2 separate regions of the Mus musculus genome follow, and region 2 is linked to region 1. Evidence: chromatin loops called from intact Hi-C (ENCODE). Cell type or tissue: left cerebral cortex. All regions are shown on one strand. Links, peaks and the distances in the headings refer to the core of each region. The heading gives the core; the rest is flanking DNA. Region 1 holds the start of Vps36 (vacuolar protein sorting 36). Region 2 overlaps Atp7b (ATPase, Cu++ transporting, beta polypeptide).

Region 1 (4,392 bases), core at 393-4,392:
TTGCATTTCCCTGATGACTAAGGATGTTGAACATTTCTTTAGGTGCGTCTCAGACATTAGAGATTCCTCAGTTGAGAATTCTTTGTTTAGCTTTGTAGCCTATTTTTAAATAGGGTTATTTAGTTCTCTGGAGTCTAACTTCTTGAGTTCTTTGTGTAGTTTGGTTATTAGCCTTCTATCAGATGTAGGGTTGGTAAAGATCTTTTTCCAATCTGTGGGTTACCATTTTGTCCTATTGTTATTGTCCTTTGCCTTTTCAAGTTTATAAGATCCCATTTGTCAATTTTTAGAGTCTAAGCCATTGGTGTCCAAGAAATTTTCCCCTGTGTAGGTGTATTTAAGGTTCTCCCCACTTTCTCTTCTATTAGATTCAGTGTATCTGGTTTTATGTGGAGGTCCTTGATCTACATGGACTTGAGCTTTGTACAGGGAGATGAGAATGGATCAGTTTGCATCCTTCTACATGTTGACTGCCACCTGAACCAGCACTATTTGTGGAAAATGCTGTCTTTTTTTCCATTGGATGGTTTTGGCTTCTATGTCAAAGATCAAGTGACCATAGGTGTGTGGGTTTATTTCTGAGTCTTCAATTCTATTCCATTTTCTATTCCATTGATCTACCCGCCTGTCACTCTACCAATACCATGAAGTTTTTATCACTATTACTCTGTAATGCAGCTTGAGGTCAGGGATGGTGATCCCCACAGAAGTTCTTTTATTGTTAAGAATTGTTTTTGATATCCTGAGTTTTTTTGTTATTCCAGATGAATTTGAGAGATTCCACCTCACACAAATCAGAATGGCTAAGATTGAAAACTCAAACCGGGCGTGGTGGCTCACGCCTTTAATCCCAGCACTCGGGAGGCAGAGACAGGCAGATTTCTGAGTTTGAGGCCAGCCTGGTCTACAAAGTGAGTTCCAGGACAGCCAGAGCTACACAGAGAAACCCTGTCTAAAAAAAAAAAAAAAAAAAAAAAAAAAAAAAAAAAAGAAAACTCAGGTGACAGCAGATGCTGGCAAGGATGTAGAGAAAGAGAAACTCATCCATTGCTGTTAGGATTGCAAGCTGATAAAACCACTTTGGAAATCAATCTGGTGGTTCCTGAGAAAATTGGAAATAGTTCTACCTGAAGACCCAGCTATACCACTCCTGGGCATATACCCAAAAGATGTTCCAACATATAACAAGGACACATGTTCCTTTATGTTCACAGCTGCCTTATTTATAACAGCCAGAAGCTGGAAAGAACCCAGATGTCCTTCAACAGAGGAATGGATACAGAAAATGTGGTATATTTACACAATGAAGTACTATTCAGCTATTAAAAATAATGACTTCATGAAATTCTTAGGCAAACAGAACTAGAAAATATCATCCTGAATGAGGTAACCCACAAAAGAACACACGTGGTATGCAGTCACTGATAACTGGATATTAGCCCAAAAGCTCAGAATACCCAAGATACAATTCACAGACCACATGAAGCTCAAGAAGAAGGAAGACCAAAGTGTGGATACTTCAATCCTTCTTAGAAGGGGGAACAAAATATCCATGGAAGGAGTTACAGAGACAAAGTGTGAAGCAGAGAGTGAAGGAAAGACCATCCAGAGACTGCCCCACCTGGGAATCCATCCCATATACAGTTACCAAACCCAGACACTATTGTGGATGCCAAGAAGTGCTTGCTGACAGAAGCCTGATATAACTGTCTCCTGAGAGGCTCTGCCAGAGCCTGACAAATACAGAGGGGGATGCTCTCAGCCAACCATTGTAAACCATATGTAGCAGATGATGGCCTTATCTGACATCAATAGGAGGGGAGGCCCCTGGTCCTGCGGAGGTTTGATGCTCCAGTGTAGGCAGGAGTAGGTGAGTGGGTGGAGGAGCACCCTCATAGAGGCAAAGGGGACGGAGGAGAAGGGGAGATGGGATGAGGGGTTGTGGACGTGTAACTGGGACGGGGGAATATAATTTCCAATGTAAATGAATAAAATGATTAATACAAAAAAGAAAATTATTTTTTATGTGTATGGGTATATTGCCTTCATGTATATCTGTCGCATTAAATGCATGTTTGGTGCTTTATTTCCATGTCACCTCCATCTATCTGGAGCTATTGGTCATTTTTTAAAGGTGGGTGGGTAGGTGGGTGAGGTGGTTCAGCTGGTAAGGGAGCCTGCTGCTAAGCCTCATAACCTAAGTTTGATCTCCCAAGATCCACACGGTCAAAGGAGCAGCTCTCATTAAACATCCTCTGACTCCCACAGGCTAGCCCTTGCATGTTCCCGACGCACACAAACCCTCATAAAATAAACAGAATGTAATAAAAATTAGACTAAAACAAAAACCGGAGAAGAGTGTATTACATAATATGCTGGTTACAGATATATTAAACACAACCTCTGCTGTCAACACTTATTTGGGAAGAAATAAAAAAAAAGTCCTTATTTACAGCTTTTAACAAGCATGTCAACAAGTTTGGCAGTGACAGGGGAGCAAATGTGCACGCGAGTGGCAGCCGCCAGGGGGCGCCGCCTGTCCGTGTCGGGGCGCCCCACCCCCGCCGGCCACCAGGGAGCGCCGCTCGCAGCCCGGGAGCACCGGCGAGCGGCAGAAGCCGGCCGGGTGGCGGCCATGGACCGCTTCGTGTGGACCAGCGGCCTCCTGGAGATCAACGAGACCCTGGTTATCCAGCAGCGCGGGGTGCGCGTCTACGACGGCGAGGAGAAGGTAGGGAGGAGGCCGCGCCGACCCGCGGCCCTCGTGCTGGGCAGGGCCTCACCCTCGGCCCTGGGGCTACCGGCCTCGGCCCGCCGCTCCAGCCGCACGGTGGACAGCGGAGCCGGGGCGCGGGCGAGCGGAGGTCTCGGCGGGTCGCAGCCCGGGACGGTACAGTTCCGCCTTGTGGCGAGCGAGCGCGCCACCGGAACGCCGTCCCCACCCTCCTGCTGGACCGGTGATGATTTGTTCTGGGCTGAGCCGGGGTCCCTCGCCCGGAAGGATTTCCGAAGGAGGCAGCAGGGTCCAGCCCCATGGGGTTTTCTGCTTGCTTTGTAATTACTTTAGGAAGTGGGCTTGAGGCTTCGTGTTCTGTTCTAGGAAGTCATGCAGTGAGCCCTTGCCTTGGAATGCAAGCTTAAATCTTAAGAGCCGGGCTCGCGAAGGATAAGAGAAAAACAACGAATTCATGTATTCTGTGCCTGGAAACCACATGCCATCTTGTCCTGAATTAAATGTACGACCTGAAATCAGGAGTGGCAAAAGAGCTCGCGTCCCCAAAAGCACTTTTAGTCTCCAGTTTTCACTTGAGGCATTCTGTCTTCCTCGCTGTGGTGGAAATGAAACCTCCCTCGCTCTGGAGTTTGATACACCTAGTCAGTGCTTACAGCTAACCCAGGTCCGCTCTGACTTAGGGTATTTTCCTATTGTTTTCGAGGCAAGCTCTTATCCGAGACTGCTTCAGTAAAGTTTGATTTACTTTTTAAGTAAACTTAGACTGTTCTGGGTTTGAGTAGCAAGTAAAAACCAGCCTAACTGGTCTGTCAGGTTGAGATAATAATCCACGGGAGACCCCAAAAGGGAACGATTGAGCAATCTCTTCACTACAGCAACAGCCTTTCACATTCCCCCTTGCTCCTTGACACAGCAGTGGTACAGACTCTGGCTTGAGCTTTAAATGTATAGCCTAAGCTTTGATTTCTAGAGGAAAAATGCAATGGTTCTTAGAACTGTGTGATCTACGGGCACATCGTGCACTTTCTCCTCTTTCTTTCTGTCTTTCTTTCTTTCTTTCTTTCTTCTCTCTCTCTCTCTCTCTCTCTCTCTCTCTCTCTCTCTCTTTCTTTCTATAGGGTTTCTCTGTATAGGCCCGACTGTCCTGGAACTCACTCTGTGGAACGGGCTGGCCTCGAACTCAGAAATCCGCCTGCCTCTGCCTCCCAAGTGCTGGGATTAAAAGAGTGCCCCACCACTGAGCGGCCATCGTGCACTTTCAAGTTAACATTTGTTTTGGAAATGTGAATTTTTACTAATTAACAAAAAAGAGATTCTTAAATTCGGTTGTTTGGTTTTGTGTAAGTCAGATTGGCTGAGACACTTAAAGTTAGGCCAAATTACATGCTAGAAGTACTTGAGCATGACGTCTTTTTATTTTTAAACATTTTCCTCGTTTTTAATTATGTGCCTAACATGTGGGTCTGTAAGAGCAGCTGTCAGCCTAGGCCAGAGGTATCAGACCCCCCTGGAGTTGGAGTTAAAGATTGTTGTGAGTTGCCATGTGCTCTGCTGGGTCCTCGACCAGGAAGCAAATGCTTGTGACTGCTGAGCCATCTCTCCAGCCGCCCTCCTCCCCATTTTGAGACAGGGTCCTTATATGTAGCCCTGGCTGTCCT
Region 2 (4,392 bases), core at 101-4,100, 200 kb before region 1:
GGAAGACCCCAGTGTATTGGAGATGCCAGTACAATGGGATGATCACCAAGAACAACAGCACAGTGGAGTGGATCAACCTGAGCCTAGAGTGCTACAGAGGGCAGAGCTGGAGAAGTGACACCAGCCCTTTGAAAGAGCCCAGAAGATCATATGTGGATCCCAGACATTGAAACAAGAAGCTAAAACTTTGAAGTTTGCCTTGGAGGCTCAAAGATATTTGAGATGCCAGAGCCAAAGGATATTTGCTGAGGAAAGCTGCTAACAGGGAGTGGAAGAAGCAGCCCAGGAGAAAGAAGTTTGTTGCTGTCAACAAAGATGAAAAAGGAGTTGGAGATCTGAAGACTGCTTTGACATCAGACATGGAGATGCAGACTTTGGAGTTTGCCCAGCTGGTTTCCTGTCTTGCTTCCCAGGTTACAGTTAAGTGCTTGGATGAATGTCAGAAGAGACATTTTTAGTTAATATTTTATTCATTTACATTTCAAATTTTTCCAAGTTACCCCTTCACAAACCTCCCATCCCATCTCCCCTCTTCCCTCTCCCCTCCGCCTCTATGAGGGTGCCCCTCCACCCACTCACCCACTCCTGCCTCACTGTTCTAGCATCCCCCTTTGCTAGCATCAAGCCACCACAGGACCAAGGGCCTCCCCTCCCATTGATGTGAGAAAAGGCCACCCACAGCTACATATGTAACTGGAGCCATGGATCTCTCCATGTGTACTCTTTGGTTGATGGTTTAGTCTCTGGGAGCTCTGGGTGGTCTGGTTAGTTGATATTGTTCTTCTATGAGATTGCAATCCCCTTCAGCTTCTTCAGGCCTTCCCCTAGCTCCAGAAGGGACTTTTAACTTTGGACTTTTAATATTGCTGATACTGCTATAGTCTATGGGGATTTTGGAAGTCGGACTACATGTACCTTTTTATTAAGCTATGTCTATATATGGCCCCCATAGACTTGTGTGTTTGAAGAAGCCTATGGGGCCAGGGAGTGGAATGTTATGGTCTGTATATGCTTGGCCCAGGGAGTGGCACTATTAGAAGGTGTGGCTCTGTTGGAGTAGGTATGTCATTGTGGGCAAGAGCTTTAAGACCCTATTCCTAGTTGCCTAGAAGCCAGTATTCTCCTAACAGCCTTCAGATGGAAGATGTCGAACTCTCAGCTCCTCCTGCACCATGCCTGACTGGATGCTGCCATGCTTCCCACCTTGATGATAATGGACTGAACCTCTGAACCTGTAGCCAGCCCCAATTAAATGTTGTCCTTTATAAGACTTGCCTTGGTCATGGTATCTGTTCACAGCAATAAAATCCTAACTAAGACAAACAGTTAAACAGTTTTATTGGCACTGGGCTCAAACCAGGGATCTTGCACATGTTAGTCAAGAGGTCTACCAAGTTATACCCTCTTGGTTCATTTTTCCTTATGCTGATATAATATAATAGCCATTTCTACCCCAGAGAAAAAAATGTTAAATTTCCATCAATCTTATTTCATTTTGAAATGTTTGAACGGATGCTTTTACATTTTTGTTCATCTTTTTGAATAGGAAAAAAAAAGCAACTCTGGGATTTCTCAGTATTATGTAACCTTCTTACATTCTACTCTGTAACCTCAGCTGTGGTCACTGTCTTTATATGAAGAACAAGGGCAGACAGCAGACCTCTCTCTCCATGCAGTAACCCCAAACAATGGTGCTTCCAGCCTTGTGCAAGCCCAGTGTGAAACTTCAGCAGAGCAGTTCCTTCTCCACCAATGCCAAGCAGTTTACACACACACCTGAAAAGGGAAAAAAAGGACCAGTAGGCCACTTACTCTATTCCTCTGTGTATGTGCTCCAAGGAAAGGTGGAATTATGGGTGTATGCAAATGAGCCTTTTATAATTCAGGGACTTTATGTACATTACAGAATTTGTCTTAGGTAATCCTATTTTATTTTATTTGTACAGGGGATTGAACCTACTACTCCAGCCCCCTACATGGGTTTTTAAAGCCCCTAATCTCCCCAAATCCTTTAATCAAGTAACCTTTCAGGTGAAAGTCACCTTTATTAATCCAAGTTCTTTATTAAACTAGCTCAATAGTTTAGATATCTGTTTTTAACATGCCAATTTCCAGATGCCACTGAAAATTAGAATTATCAGTCATTTCTTATAGAGGTAATCCCATCTTAATTCTTCAGTTTACCAGGAGCAAGAGAAGATGCTCGGATTCAGCCAGATGCCTGAGAAACCTTTCAGGGATGCTTGCTAAATCCTCCCCACAGGAGCACCGACACTCCTTCCACAACGGTCTGTGGAGACCTCATGCCCTGACTGTAAAGTCCTCTAGGGTGTGCTAGAGACCAAGCAGTGAGGTTCTGGGCACAGTCAGAGCTTGAGGCAGCGACTTCAGCAAAGGCTTCCTTCTCTGCGGTCCTAATGCTACCTAGACTAATACTACTCTAATACTAATACTACTCTAGACTCAGCAGAGTGGTTCAGACCAGGGCAAGGCAAGAGGGTTCCCACCACCTCGTGTCCCCACTGCTAGAATCCTATCATTCTCTGTCCCTCCAAAGAAGTCCCCAGCAATCCGGTAACATGAGCCATACAGACAGAATAAGCAAGCCACAGGCAACTCCTGGATGAAAAGATACAACTTTATCCTCGTGCTTCATGGAAAGTTTTGAAGAGGGAATTGTTCTCTGGCCATTAAAAAAAAGAAAAAAAACCTGACTCTTTGAACATCTAAAAAGTTATTTATTTGTACAATTATATAAATATTTTCATGTCTACATGTGAACATGATGCTTACATTCTCAGAAGGTTTAAAAATCAATACAATTAGATTCTTTAGAAAATGATTACCTTATTCCAAAACAAGACTTATTCTGTAAGAACAGAACTATAGACCGAGTAGATGACGTCAGTGGGAGGAGGTCGCTGGAGAGGGAGTGGAAGGGTTGCGGATACCAAGAGCGCAATAGATCCCTATACTCCCGGGTTTTAGAAGATAAAGCTCAGCAAGCACCGCTAAGGTGCAAAACCCAAAGCAGCCATCCCAAGTGATGGGTAGTAACCTCGTGACCACTGCATCCTAACCTGATGCAACTCATCCAGCTCCTGTCGCGTTTGCTCGTGCAGCAACAAAAGGACCCTCGTCCAGTTTACTCTCACCGAGCAAACTGATACTGTAAGGCAGCAGCGGAATTACAGAAAGGCCTTCGGAACCCTCTGAACGGCACATTGGCTGTGAGTTCCTGGGAAGACACCGAGGCCCTCGGACCCTGTTTTCTTGTTTTCAGTCGTAGACGGTAGGTAGTTACGGTGCTATTTTTGTGGGGAAAAGAGGTGAGAAACCTACAAAAAAAAAAAAAAAAAAAAAGACTAACACTGCCATGGCCAATAAGTGACATCCTATAAAGGAGTTTTGTGGCTTTTTTTCTTTTAATGTCACAAATGAGAGTAACCCATTTCTGCTAGTCTGTTCCGGGTGGCTCAGCCACTCGCTCAGTTAAGCTGGCCCCATCCCTGCCCTCTGAAGCCACTCCAATCACATAGTCATAGCTGACAACAGGAACATTTTCACTGGGGAGGGGGGAGGGCGCTGTGGGTGTCCCTCCTTTAGATGTCTCCTCAGCAGCAGACAGCTCTCTATTGAGAACTTCACTCTCTTCTGGTGGGAAAACTCCCCCCAGGCACACACACTAAGCATTTGTGACAAACTTCACTGGACCCCACTGAGTGACAGGGGTGTGCCCTTATGCATACACCTCCCAGGGAACAGTGCTTTATACACTACAGGTTATGGCATGGCTGTATAGGGTGCCCTGAGAGGCAAGGACCTGGACCCCATAGGAAAATGAACTATGGTCAGGCTCTGAGGTATCTCTCCAGCTGGTTGAGAGCGGCACATGTGAGTCTGTAGGTGTGGCTCTAAGCAGGATGGCATTCTTTTCAGAGTAAATAGGGATGCTGGGTAGCTCTTGCATTGGGCTGCAAACCAGGGCGCCACCTTTAGGCGGGCAGATATGCAGGAGCCAGAGCATCAGACCCAAGGCACTAATTCTACCCTCAGAAGATAGAGGGCAGGCAGTTCCAGTACCAAGGATGCCAGCTACACCAGGCAGAGAACAGACTCGTCTGAAGGAGCCTTAGGCTTACACGGCCCATGTGTGCTGCCTAACTCCAGGTGTTATGGGAGCTCTTAGTATAGGAGAGATCTGGTTGGAGCTCTCCAGGGGGGCTGAGCTAGGCTTGTGGTCCTGATGAGCCTGGTCCTCACTGCCTAGATAGTATATACAAATATAGTTGGCAGGGTTCAGTGAAGAGTGATGGTTTCCTCCCAAGCAGGGTGTGATCTCGCCCTCATGAAAAGCAGGAATGGTATACTTTCCCCAACCTAGTGGCTTCT

What was found. Peaks named below come from ENCODE experiments on the same cell type or tissue, not always from the same donor. Only the 100,000 strongest peaks of a DNase experiment are listed, where the experiment ranks them.
Region 2: it touches region 1 in a loop (3-fold over the local background); 1 of 42 quality-filtered maps calls a loop at or near these places.

Annotation. Positions count from the first base shown.
Region 1 is chr8:22,190,236-22,194,627 of GRCm38, forward strand. Vps36 (vacuolar protein sorting 36) reads left to right here and starts at 2,598. Exons shown (of 14, transcript NM_027338.2): 1 at 2,598-2,731. The coding sequence starts at 2,636. In left cerebral cortex, for the core only: CTCF peaks have their summits at 2,543 (motif pointing right) and 2,775; DNase peaks (open chromatin) are centred at 2,591 and 2,918; H3K4me3 peaks cover 1,296 bases; H3K27ac peaks cover 1,179 bases.
Region 2 is chr8:21,990,068-21,994,459 of GRCm38, forward strand. Atp7b (ATPase, Cu++ transporting, beta polypeptide) reads right to left here. Exons shown (of 21, transcript NM_007511.2): 21 at 4,281-4,392. Among named protein-coding and RNA genes, the nearest start is that of Ccdc70, 22 kb to the left of the region's middle. In left cerebral cortex, for the core only: CTCF peaks have their summits at 2,316 and 4,054; a DNase peak (open chromatin) is centred at 2,329.